2 separate regions of the Homo sapiens genome follow, and region 2 is linked to region 1. The links are chromatin contacts, found by Hi-C or POLR2A ChIA-PET in ENCODE. All regions are on one chromosome and are shown on one strand. Each heading gives the region's core, a stretch centred on a gene start or an enhancer-like site at or near the end of the contact. The rest is flanking DNA. Distances are from core to core; before and after follow the strand shown. Region 1 holds the start of GARIN1A (golgi associated RAB2 interactor 1A). Region 2 overlaps FLNC (filamin C).

What was found. Hi-C counts contacts between places; a loop is a spot of excess contacts on that map. ChIA-PET counts read pairs that join two places held with the same protein, here RNA polymerase II (POLR2A). Pooled maps may share reads with other maps.
Region 2: a loop to region 1 is called in a pooled map, with 7 times the contacts of the local background. The contact joins the enhancer-like site here to the promoter of GARIN1A in region 1. A Hi-C loop is called at or near these places in 1 of 50 pooled maps. POLR2A ChIA-PET finds 5 or more read pairs at or near these places in 4 of 52 experiments (B cell, BJ, IMR-90 and 1 more).

Annotation. Positions count from the first base shown.
Region 1 is chr7:128,669,031-128,676,026 of GRCh38, forward strand. GARIN1A (golgi associated RAB2 interactor 1A) reads left to right here and starts at 3,262. Exons shown (of 5, transcript NM_001128926.4): 1 at 3,262-3,520; 2 at 6,645-6,829. The coding sequence starts at 3,368. RefSeq lists a silencer at 4,124-4,183.
Region 2 is chr7:128,837,752-128,843,800 of GRCh38, forward strand. It overlaps FLNC (filamin C), which reads left to right. Exons shown (of 48, transcript NM_001458.5): 5 at 1-4; 6 at 236-313; 7 at 516-678; 8 at 852-1,052; 9 at 2,272-2,409; 10 at 2,797-2,923; 11 at 3,083-3,219; 12 at 3,419-3,612; 13 at 3,703-3,816; 14 at 4,480-4,623; 15 at 4,824-4,947; 16 at 5,043-5,203; 17 at 5,478-5,568; 18 at 5,657-5,826; 1 more. Among named protein-coding and RNA genes, the nearest start is that of FLNC, 10 kb to the left of the region's middle. RefSeq lists a silencer at 4,462-4,511 and an enhancer at 4,688-5,192. Within about 2 kb of position 2,865, at least 3 of the 41 ENCODE cell types and tissues checked have a DNase peak (open chromatin) inside an H3K27ac peak, as active enhancers do.

The DNA.
Region 1 (6,996 bases), core at 2,012-4,511:
TAAGTTTTGCACAGATGAGGGCAGCAGAAAGGAGGTAGTTGCTGCTAGACACCATCCTTCTCTGTATATTCCACACTGACCTTGCTCTAGGCAAAGGCCCCCACCACAAAAACAATAGGGTCACTGTTGAACACCAGCTCTTTTTTTTTTTTTTTTTTTTTTTGAGACGGAGTCTCGCTCTGTCGCCCAGGCTGGAGTGCAGTGGCGGGATCTCGGCTCACTGCCAGCTCCGCCTCCCGGGTTCACGCCATTCTCCTGCCTCAGCCTCCCAAGTAGCTGGGACTACAGGCGCCCGCCACTACGCCCGGCTAATTTTTTGTATTTTTAGTAGAGACGGGGTTTCACCGTTTTAGCCGGGATGGTCTCGATCTCCTGACCTCGTGATCCGCCCGCCTCGGCCTCCCAAAGTGCTGGGATTACAGGCGTGAGCCACCGCGCCCGGCCCTGAACACCAGCTCTTACACCTACCTCGCTGATGCCTGGAATGGAAAAAGAAGTGCCGATTTTCTTTTTCTTTCTTTCTTTTTTTTTTTTTAGACAGAGATTCACTGTGTGGCCCAGGCTGGAGTACAGTGGCACAATCTTGGCTCACTGCAACCTCCGCCTCCCGGGTTCAAATGGTTCTTTTGCCACAGCCTCCTGAGTAGCTGGGAATACAGGCGCATGCCACCACACCCAGCTAATTTTTGTATTTTTAGTAGAGACAGGGTTTCACCATATCGGCCAGACTGGTTTCAAACTCGTGACCTCGTGATCCTCCCTCCTTGGCCTCCCAAAGTACTGGGATTAAAGGTGTAAGCCACCACACCCAGCCAGAAGTGCCAATTTTCATACATCCAACTGGGAAGTGATCTGATGTTGGATTCTTTTTTCTTTCTTTTTTTTTTTTAGGTGGAGTTTTGTTCTTGTTGTCCATGCTGGAGTGCAATAATGGTGTGATCTCAGCTCACTGCAACTTCCACCTCCCAGGTTCAAGTGATTCTCCTACCTCAGCCTCCCGAGTAGCTGGGATTACAGATGCCTGCCACCACGCCCGGCTAATTTTTTATATTTTTAGTAGAGATGGGGTTTCACCATGTTGGTCAGGCTGGTCTCCAACTCCTGACCTCAGGTGATCCACCCGCCTCGGCCTTCCAAAGTGCTGGGATTACAGGTGTGAACCACTGCACCTAGCCCTTTTTCTCTTTTTAAATATACAATTTTAGGATCCCTTTTTTTTTTTTTTTTGAGATGGGAGTCTCATTCTGTCACCCAAGCTGGAGCGCAGTGGCACAATCTCTGCTCACTGCAACCTCTGCCTTCTGGACTCAAGTGATCCTCCCACCTCAGCCTCCCAAATAGCTGGGACCACAGGGCGTGCCACCACACCCGGGTAATTTTTGTATTTTTTGTAGAGACGAGGTTTTACCATGTTGCCCAGGCTGATCTTGAACTCCTAAGTTCAAACAATCCACCCACCTTGGCCTCCTGAAGTGCTGGGATTACAGGCGTGAGCCACTGCACCTGGCCTTATAATACTCTTTATTGTAAATTTCATATGACCAGTTGATTCTTACCAAAAGCTTTTGTTGATTTTTGTCAAACGCTGATATTTCTAGCCAACCTATGATTGCAACTGACAAGCAAGTATAGTTCTGACATGAATATTGGTTGATATTTTGATTTACATTAATGAGCAAGGCAAAAGTGAAATAACAAAGTTGTGTATTGGAACTTTACTCATTTGTCAATGACGTGGGCAACTTCTTCGCTAAATTAGGTAAGTCTTCAAATACTGGAAGGCTATTTTCTCAGATTTTTCTATGCCCAAAATATAATAGCTACAGACACATCTTTAAGTTTAATCTGCATAATTAACATTTTCTCTATCACTTTAGTTTAGACAATCAACAGAACAATAAATCAAACCCTGATTTGTAGCACTTGCTGATTTCAAGCTAGCTAACAAGATGAAGTTCCTGAACACACCCTGGGAAGAGATATGCAGCAGCCCACCACTGTATACTGTTTCTTTTCTTTTCTTTTTTTTGAGACAGAGTCTTGCTTTGTCGCTTAGGCTGGAGTGCAGTGGCACCATCTTGGCTCATCACAACCTCCACCTCCCAGATTCAAGCGATCGCCCTGCCCCAGCCTCCCAAGTAGCTGGACTACAGGTACCCACACCACACCCGGCTAATTTTTGTAGTTTTAGTTGAGACGGGGTTTCACCCGTTGACCAGGCTAGTCTCGAACACCTGACCTCAGGCGATCCACCCACCTCGGCCTCCCAAAGTGCTGGGATTACAGTCATGAGCCACCAAGCCCAGCCAAGTTTATATCATTTAAGTTTTAAAGGCTGGGCTTGGTGGCTCATGACTGTAATCCCAGCACTTTGGGAGGCCGAGGTGGGTGGATCGCCTGAGGTCAGGTGTTCCAGACCAGCCTGACCAACATGGAGAAACCCTGTCTCTACTAAAAATACAAAATTATCCGGGTGTGGTGGTGCATGCCTGTAATCCCAGCTACTCGGGAGGCTGAGGCAGGAGAATTGCTTGAAGATGGGAGGCGGAGGTTGTGGTGAGCCGAGATCACGCCACTGCACTCTAGCCTGGGCAACAAGAGCAAAACTCTGTCTCAAAAAAAAAAAAAAAAAAGTTTTAATAATTGCTGTGTTTAACAACTGGTTTGTAGCATTCCTGAAAATGTAACAACCAGCTCTCGTGACCTGTTTTGGTCTGGCTCCAGCATACAACTGTGCCACTGCCTTCTCCTTTGCCCACTGTTTCCAAATAAATAAGCTTCTCAGTTTAGTTAACAGGTGTCCATTTCTTTAAAAAAAAAAAAAAATCTCCTTTTCTCCCATGAGATGGGGTAGGGAAGATGAACTCCCTTTTTCCTATCCTTAGACTTCCCTGGGCAGGTGAACAAGTCCCATGGAAGTTTGGTGAGGGGCTTCAAGGGGAGCCAAGAGGATTAAAGCCTGTATGTTCCCGAGAGCCTTCCTTGCATCTGGCCAGCTCACTGCTGCCTTGGCATAACTTTGGGAGGGTCATTTTTTCCATGTGGGGTAAGGCTGAATGTTTACAAAGTGGAATAGGCTGCATTACTGCTGGTTTGTAGTTGGTGGAAAGAGGGAGAAAAGAGCCTGGCACATCCTCTGTCCTTCCTCTTCTTTTTTTTTTCCCTTTTCTGTTGTCACCATCACATTCCTTGATGTCATTCCTGCCATTGTGAGCTGACAGGCCCTCCCAGCCCTGGTGGACAGCCCGTAAGTAAATGGGGAGGAAATGCTGGGGAGGTGGGGGCAGATCACATCAACATCCTGGCATTGGGCTGGGTCGGCGTGGAGCCCCAGAAATGTTCCCAAGCCCATTCTTACCAAGAACCAATGAGTAAAATCAGGGGCCTCCCACCTGAGGTCAGGGAACCAGGCCCTGGAGTGGAACTTGGGGTGGAAAATGGCCTTCTTTGTCAACTGATTCATTCTCCAGAATTCAATTTGTTCTCCAACTCGGTGGTGTTTGAAAGCAACTTTATCCAGGTACCCTCGTGGAGCTCAGGGCCAGCTGTCTTTCTGTTTCCAAAACCTGTTCCTAGGGGTTGGTTAGGAGATGCTGTGGCCTTTTAAAGCCCTGGGGGAGGGGGGGGCGGGGGGACAAAGAAGCCACCAAAGCTAGAGAAAACCAGAAGGTCTGGGTCCCAAGTTCACCTCCATTTGTGCCTACCGTATGATAGAGCTACCTGCAGGTCATCTGTTCTAGGGAAATTGATTTATGCTTTACAAATGAGAGATCAGAGCTCAGTCTCCAGGCAGGGTTCACAGGCCCTTTCTGGGCCACTTGTCCAAAGTGGATGGTTACAGGGAATGAAGGTTGCTGTTAGAAACTCTGCTCTGAAATCCATCCTCCTCAGTCTGGGATGGTTTAGAAACAGCCTTGTTTGAAAGCAAAGACACTGGGTAAATAGGTGTTGCCCAGATCCTACCATTCCCTAAAAGGATGGTGGTGACATGACCAATGGAAGTGAGCCTGGGATGGGGCCACTGGGAGTGGAAGGTGGTCGTTTTCGTAAGTATCAAGTCTTAACGCGGGTGCTGCCTGCCTCCCTCTAGCGGTCTAGCCTGAACCCATGCTCCTGCGCAGGAGAGCATAACCAGTTAATCAGCCAGTAAGCACACACTAAACATCTACTGAGTGCAGGGCAGGAGGTGCAGAGAAAAATCAGAGTGTCCCTGGCCAGGAAGCCTATGAGTTTGGTTTACCTGTTATTTGGTAACTGTCTAAGCAAGCTCTATGTCAGAGAGCTTGGGCCAGCTGATGCACCAGGCATGACTGCAGAGAGCAGGTGCTGGGGGCATTCATTCAAGGCATTCTCTCTGGACTTTGGCAGTTGAAGAAGGCTTTCCAGAAGGGTCTTAAGCCATTCTTTGAGAGACTGCTGAGATTTTGGTAAGTGGAAGAGCAGCGGGGAGGATATCCCAGACAGAGGGGCTTCAAAGTACCTAAGGAAAGGCAGGGAGGCTGGAATGCAAGGTCTGCAAGACACAGACCCATTCAAATGGAATGGGAAAGTAGCCAGGGGTTATAGGAGAGAAGGTGGGAACAGTTTGAGGTGGGTCTTGGGCTTAATTTGGAGACTCTTCACAGAGCAGCGAGCTGCTCCCTAATGGAGTCCCCGGATTTTGGAGAGCTGTGTTTATGGCTCCTGCCGCTCCACGGTCCCTTTACTGTGCCCCAGGAGATGTGTAGTTGGGTGATCAGCTGGCAAACCTGAGGCGAGCTCATTCCTAACATACCCTTGGTGGAGACAGAGCAATAACATGGGAAGTCCAGTCTCAGGATCCAATTTCTAGTCATTTCTATTTGGGTGTAATGATTCAGCTGCAAATTTCTTCTCTTAATGTGTGCTTTTTTTTTGAGATGGAGTCTCACTCCGTTGCCCTGGCATGGTCTAGGCTCACTGCAACCTCTGCCTCCTGGGTTCAAGCAATTCTCCTATCTCAGCCTCCCGAGTAGCTAGGACCACAGGCGTGCACCACCTCGCCCAGCTAATTTTTTTGTGTTTTAGTAGAGATGGGGTTTCACCATGTTGGCCAAGATGGTCTTGATCTCTTGACCTCATGATCTGCCCGCCTTGGCCTCCCAAAGTGCTGTTTTCTTTGGCCTAATATTAAAACTGTTTAGATTCTCTGAATGGACACTAAGTGACCTGGGTAGCAGCAAACTTAGAATGTGCTAGGGAGAGGCTGACCCGCACAGAAAAGTTCAAAGTTTGATTTTTTAAAAAAAAATTTTTGATAGAGACAGGGTCTCACTATGTTGCCCAGGCTGGTCTTGAACTCCTGGCTTCAAGTGATACTCCGGCTTTGGACTCCCAAAGTGCTGGGATTATAGGCATGAATGACCGCACACAGTCCAAAGTTTACTTGAAGTGATGCAACCCACATATTAGTTATAGTTATAGTTGTTATAGTACAGTTACACTGCTTCCTCTCTCCCCCTTCCTGCACATCACCATCACTATCATCATCTCAAAGCAGCATTACCCACAAACATTTATTGAGCACTTACTCTCAATGTGTACAACCCTTTGTGTTTTGCAGAGGATATGAATTTCATTCCTCAACAAGGGCTCCAAGAAGTGTCACTTTTTTTTTTCAAAATCAAAATTCACTTTTCTGGGAACACCATCTGGTCAGGCTGGTGGGAAATTACATTTCAGTCATCCCTGGGGCTTTCCCTCATCCCCAGTTCCACCAAGGACTGGGCAATGGTGTCGATAGTTTTACAAAGTCTAGAACATTGGCTGGGCATAGTGGCTCATGCCTGTGATCCCAGCACTTTGGGAGGCTGAGAAGGGAAGATCACTTGAGCCCAGGAGTTTGACACCAGTCTGGGCAACATAGTGAGACCCCATCTCTATTTTCTAAAAAAAGTGTAGAGCATTGGGAGAAGGCCCTCTGGCCTTGGGAACATAGGCGTCCCTCCTCATATGTTCCTTATCCAGGTCCCTGTGGCTCCTAAGTGGCCACAGCTCTGGTGCTTTTCTGCCAGCCGTGCACAGTGAGGTGGGGGGTGTCTTAGCTGAGACACAGTGCCCAGTGGTGGGCATCCAGTCTTTCTGTCCTGTGATGGCCGCCTTCTGCTTCAAGAGAATAGGTCCTCATTCCACTCAAGACCCAGCAACAAGATAGCCCCTCCATCATCCTGGGAGAAGTGCTCCAAACCTCCCTCAACTCAAGCTGTCTGGGTCTTCCCCATTCAACAGCTTTTTCCTCACTTTCCTCTCCTTCTGGGACTTTCTTCACACAATCTCCCTTTTGGGCCACTAGAAACCAGTGCTGGCTTCTCCTGCCCAAAGATGGGGGAATGAAAACTTCAGTGCCACTCAGCTTTTTCTTGCTAGTGCATCTTTTTAGTTAGATAAAACAGTTATCTTTTTAGTTAGATAAAACAGAGGACCCAGAGAAGAATGACACAGGGTTCCTGCAGCCAATGACCTTAAAGTGTATTTGGGGAGGCCAATGAAAAGGATCAATAGCAGGTCAGGGCCCAGCCCAGTGTGTGCACACCTGCCCCCAAGATGATGTGCCACTTTCCAGCATCTGTATTCCACCCCTTGTTTTCTGCTCCTTTCTGACCCATGTACCTGAGGCTGATTTCCAGGTCACTAAGCCCGGGAACTGGAGAGATGTCTGTGAAGGGTCTGCCACCGTGATCCTCGGGGTCACCTCCTCGGTGCCCTCCCTGCCACTCCCCAATGTCCTCCTGATGGCCAATGTTACCTGGCCCCAGGGTCCATTTACCACCTGGAGCACACCTGGTGACGCCCCAGTCATCAACCTCAGCAGGTAAAGGCTTGAGGGAGGGCGGGAAGGGATGGAATGATTGACTGGGATATGCATTGCTTTGTAGCTGGATTTTAGATCAAAAGAAAAGATAGCGTTCTTTAGTGCATAAACCCTGTAGAACTCATTCATTCATTTGTTTAGCAACGATTTATTTAGTATCTTTTTTT
Region 2 (6,049 bases), core at 1,615-4,114, 170 kb after region 1:
GGAGGTATGCAGAGGCCGCTGGGGACAGAGGGATTCACTTGGGATTGGAACCAGAGAGCGTGGGGCCAACAACAGGAATGGCCCGGAGGTGACTGCCAGAGCCACACACTGTGCTGTGCAGTCTGGGGAAGGTGTCACCATGGGGGCTGAGTGGGGCTGGGGTGCATAAGGCACTGTGGGGTCAGGAGGGGCTATGGTCATTGGAGAGGCTTCCAATCTTTTTCCTTCCTAATAGGCTAAGGTGGTTCCCAACAATGACAAGGATCGCACCTATGCTGTCTCCTATGTGCCCAAGGTCGCTGGGTTACACAAGGTATCTCCCTCTAGGCCCCCCTGCCTGCGCTGCTCTTCACATCCTTGGTTCCGGCTGCATGGACCCCTCTCTCAGCCTGTACCTCGCGCCTGCCCAGAGCCCCAGCTGCCCGCCTCTCACCCTCCTTGGCCTGGCTGTGCCCCTCTGCCCCCTCTCAGGACTGCTCTCCCCTAGAAGCTAACCTTTGACCTCTGACCCCTAGGTGACCGTGCTCTTTGCTGGCCAGAACATTGAACGCAGTCCCTTTGAGGTGAACGTGGGCATGGCCCTGGGAGATGCCAACAAGGTGTCAGCCCGTGGCCCTGGCCTGGAACCTGTGGGCAATGTGGCCAACAAACCCACCTACTTTGACATCTACACTGCGGGTAGGACGGGCCCCAGGGGGTGCAGGTGGAAAGCCCCTGACCATGTGGGGCTGTGTGGGGGTGGGGGGAGGCTGGGACAGGGATGCCAGCCAGAGGGTGGGCAGCCTCAGGGTGAGGGCACCGGGGCAGCTGTGTGTGTCCAGAGTGGTGCTGACAGCCTCTGTTTTCGGCAGGGGCCGGCACTGGCGATGTTGCTGTGGTGATCGTGGACCCACAGGGCCGGCGGGACACAGTGGAGGTGGCCCTGGAGGACAAGGGTGACAGCACGTTCCGCTGCACATACAGACCTGCCATGGAGGGGCCACATACCGTGCATGTGGCCTTTGCGGGTGCCCCCATCACCCGCAGTCCCTTCCCTGTCCATGTGTCGGAAGGTAAGGGCCCTTCACTGCTCCCCACGGTAGCCCTTACCAAAGCCAGAGGCTTGCAAGGGGCAGGAGGAAGAGCTGGGGCGGGGGTCTGCAGAGACCCCCTCCCTGAGTCCTCCATCCCACCCCCAAGGTGGCTGGAGTTCCTAAGAGCACAGCTGGGAGGCCACAGTGAAGGGTCCCAGAACATGTGCCACCCTGGGAGGGCTGAGCGGAAGTGACGGGGCTGTATGGGTGGGGGCATATCTAGGGAGTACTGCCTGCATGCCAAGCCCTCAGGTGGTGACTGCCCCACTTGTTCTCTCCCTGCACTCAGTGCCCATCGTCCACCAGGCCGAGAGTGATGCCACATTAATGCTCTCCAGTGGAGGCGGGGCCAGGCATGGCCGCAGCTGACTGGCCTCACCTGTGCTGTGTGGCATGGCCCGGGCCGTGTGGAATCGCCCCCCCTTCCTTGGCATTCTGTGGCAGGCCCCAGGTTCCATGCCGTTGTCTGTGTTCTGTGGCAGGTCTAGTGTCTTTGCCACTTGCCTGGTGATTTCTATGATGAAATCTGGGCTCTGAGCCATTGCCTGTGTTCCGTGGTACCCCTTGGGCAGTGCCATCGCCTATGGTCATGGTAGTCCTGGAATATGTGTCGTGTCCTGTTTCGTAGCACCTGTGGGTCCCATGCCATTTTTCTGGATTCTGTGGCAGGCTGAGATTCCCATTCCTTTGCCTGTGTTCCATAGCAAGGCCTGGGCTCATTGCCACTGGCCACGGTCTGTGGTAGGCTGATGTCCACACGTTGCCTGTGTTGTATGGCAGGCTTCGAGTTCTATGAAGTAGCCCTTGTTCTGTGGCATTGCTGGATGTTTTGTGGCATGACTTAGATCCTAAGGTTGCTTTGGTGCCCTGAGAGGCCCAGAGGGCTCTAGATGGATGGCCTTGGGCTGGGTAAAGGGGCCTTCCCTGTCTCTCTGAGCCCACTCTCAGCCCAGGCTCTGCCATGCATTTCCCCAGTGGCACTGGCTCGGAAACTTTCTTGTAACCTGCCTGATCTGGGGCCTGTAGCCAGCTCCAGCCCGGCAGCCCCGGTTGTGCTGGGGACACAAAGGGCTCCAGAGCAGGGCCGTGGGCCACTGCCTGTGCCTGGGAGGGGTTAGAAGGACTGTGCACAGGGAGGTGGGGGCTAGTGGTCCAAGGCCCCTCAGCACCCCCAACCTCCTTTCTCTTCCTCCCCTAGCCTGTAACCCCAACGCCTGCCGCGCCTCTGGGCGAGGCCTGCAGCCCAAGGGTGTTCGCGTGAAAGAGGTGGCTGACTTCAAGGTGTTTACCAAGGGTGCCGGCAGCGGGGAGCTCAAGGTCACGGTCAAGGGGCCAAGTGAGTGCCAGAGCCCAGGGTCGTGAGGGTGGGGCTGGGGGATCATAAGGGAAGTATGGCCAGTGGTTCTGACTCCCAGAGGGCAGTGACAGCCAGCACCACAGCTCCACAGTGACCAGAGGCACCCCAGAATCTCAGGCTCATTGTCTCCTCTCTGCCTCAGTTTCTTGGTCTACAAGCCAGGAATGATTCTCTCCACCCTAAGTGCTATACGGGGTGTTATGCACAGGGATGACAAGTGTTCCCTGCCCTGAGTTGCAGCACTGCTCACTACAGCACTGCCCTCGGGCTGGGTCGGGGTCCCAATGGCTCCTTGAGGGGATTGAGGAGCTGGGACTTCAAGGATATTGATCTGCCTTCTTCCCCACCCTGCCCCCATCTCCTCAGAGGGCACAGAGGAGCCAGTGAAGGTGCGGGAGGCTGGGGATGGTGTGTTCGAGTGCGAGTACTACCCGGTGGTGCCTGGGAAGTATGTGGTGACCATCACGTGGGGCGGCTACGCCATCCCTCGCAGGTGAGTACCTTGCGCCCCCCATGCTGTCCTGTCTAGGCCATCACAGGGAGGGACGAGGGGCACTGGGCTGCGAGGGAGTTTGAGGGGAGATGGAGTTTGGGCTGCGAGGGACTTTGGGGGGCACTTCCTGGCATGGACACCAGCTCCCTCTCTGCCCAGCCCCTTTGAGGTACAGGTGAGCCCAGAGGCAGGAGTGCAAAAGGTCCGGGCCTGGGGTCCTGGTTTGGAGACTGGCCAGGTGGGCAAGTCAGCCGATTTTGTGGTGGAAGCCATTGGCACCGAGGTGGGGACACTGGGTAAGTGGCTGGGGGGCAGGAGGAGGGAGTGCTGCGGGGGAGGGCAGCAGGGGACACTGTGGGTAATGGGTGCAGTGCGCATGCTGGGGAGCGCTGGGGTGAGCAGGGAGATAGGACATGAGGGCAGCTAGAGGGGAGCTGGGGGACGGAAGGGTCTTGCCTGATGCTGGATCCCCGACCCTCCCCCACCTTGCCCCAGGCTTCTCCATCGAGGGGCCCTCACAAGCCAAGATCGAATGTGACGACAAGGGGGATGGCTCCTGCGATGTGCGGTACTGGCCCACGGAGCCTGGGGAGTACGCTGTGCACGTCATCTGTGACGATGAGGACATCCGAGACTCACCCTTCATTGCCCACATCCTGCCCGCCCCACCTGACTGCTTCCCAGATAAGGTGTGGTCCCAGCTCACACACACCTGCCCCGGGGGTGGGGCAAGCTGGTTCTCCTCCCCTCCCCAACTCAGCCTTCTTCCCTCCGCACAGGTGAAGGCCTTTGGGCCTGGCCTGGAGCCTACCGGCTGCATCGTGGACAAGCCCGCTGAGTTCACCATTGATGCTCGTGCAGCTGGCAAGGGAGACCTGAAGCTCTATGCCCAGGTAGGTCATTGTCCAGTCTCTGCTGCCCTTACTACCCATGGCAGGGACCCTGGAAGGCAGGGCCAGGCCAGAGGCAGAGGCCTCCCAGCAGGAAATGACAGCATCACAGAAGATCAGGCAGGACTGATACTCATGGGCCCATCAGTACCATGGAAAATTTTAAATTTTGTGTTTTCTTAACGATGATAACCTAAAAACGTATTTTACCAAAGAGTCATTTTTGTGCTAATTTGTAATTGAAAGATTGTTTCATTGAATAAGACACTGGTTTCCCAAGTCAGTTTCTCAGACTGGTGTCCATTGACCCCTAGAGGTTAATGAACATATTCTTGAGGATCTAAGAGGGTGATTCTTCTTTGAAAGGCTCATGATTCAGTTTTAGGAACATAAATTTAGCCCACACTCTTCCTGTCCAACACATTTCAGAGTTGAGGAAACCTAGGCTGGGAGAGCAAGCCATACAGATGGCCTTGAGTCAGGCTCCCAGGGTGGGCTCTGGCCGCCAGAGCACGTGGCCCTGGGCTCTGGTGGCCTCAGTGGCTGGTGTGGGGGCGGGAGTGCCAGTGTTGGGGGTGGGAAAGGAGGCGCTGGGTTCACCTGCGGCCAGCAGAGGGCGCTCTGCAGAGGCCACAGCTATGAACTTTGCTTGGGTGATGCCCACAGGACGCCGACGGCTGTCCCATCGACATCAAGGTGATCCCCAACGGCGACGGCACCTTCCGCTGCTCCTACGTGCCCACCAAGCCCATTAAGCACACCATCATCATCTCCTGGGGAGGCGTAAACGTGCCCAAGAGCCCCTTCCGGGTGCGTCCTCCCGGCCTGCCCCGTGCCCACCACCAGGGGTCCCTGAGGGAGGGCGGAACCCTCGCTGGAGTCCCTGTTGTCCCTGGGCTCAGGCTGGGACTGAGGCTTGGGCTGGTGCCACTGAGGCTGGGCCGGGTGCGCTGGGCAGGAGGATGAGCCTTGAGGGAGGGCACCACGCTGAGCTGCGACCCCTCCCGCAGGTGAACGTGGGCGAGGGCAGCCACCCCGAGCGGGTAAAGGTGTACGGCCCCGGAGTGGAGAAGACAGGCCTCAAGGCCAATGAGCCCACCTACTTCACGGTGGACTGCAGCGAGGCGGGGCAAGGTGCGCCCAGCCGGAAGGGGTGGGTCTGGGAGGGGGCGGGGGTGAGTCGAGTCGGGGGCTGAGCCCAACTCACAGCAGTGCCCGCTTCTCTGCAGGCGACGTGAGCATCGGCATCAAGTGCGCCCCAGGCGTGGTGGGCCCTGCAGAGGCTGACATTGACTTCGACATCATCAAGAATGACAACGACACCTTCACCGTCAAGTACACGCCACCAGGGGCGGGCCGCTACACCATCATGGTGCTGTTTGCCAACCAGGTACCTAAGCTCCTGGGTACTCACAGCGACATGCACCTGCCAGCTCCAGAAGGCAGCTGGAGATGCTGTCACTGGGAACAGGGAGGGATGATTCCGCAGACATGGTGGAGCCCTACCTGTGTGAGGCAGGGTGCCTCAGAGGAAGCAAAGGGGGCCCTTTTGGAGGCTGCCCCTGTCCATGCTGGGTCCCCTGGGTGTGTCCTGAGCCAGCATCTAGCTGAGAGCAGGGGTGTGTTCCCCTCGAGAGCCCTGACTGAGCCTCCTCCACATCCAGGAGATCCCCGCCAGCCCCTTCCACATCAAGGTGGACCCATCCCACGATGCCAGCAAAGTCAAGGCCGAGGGCCCTGGGCTGAATCGCACAGGTGAGTGTCTGGGCAGGGGCTGGGACTGGCTCGAGGTTGGGGTTAGGTGGCTGCCAGGCCCTCACCACATCTCTGGGTGGGTCCTCAGGTGTGGAAGTCGGGAAGCCCACCCACTTCACGGTGCTGACCAAGGGAGCCGGCAAGGCCAAGCTGGATGTGCAGTTTGCAGGGACAGCCAAGGGCGAGGTTGTGCGGGACTTTGAGATCATAGACAACCATGACTACTCCTACACTGTCAAGTACACCGCTGTCCAGCAGGTGCGCTCTGCCCCTCCCATGCTACCGCCCGGCCGGCCCGCCAGAGCCCTGGGTCTCCCTCCTCCAGTCCCATGGGACCAGTTCTGGATCCTCCACGCCTTTCCTGCCTCCTGCCCTCACTCTCATGGTGGATCTGAGCTTCAGAGCCCATATTCACCACCAGGATGTTGTAGGACCTTGCCTTATATCCAGTTCTGACCTACCATTGTACCCAACAGGGCAA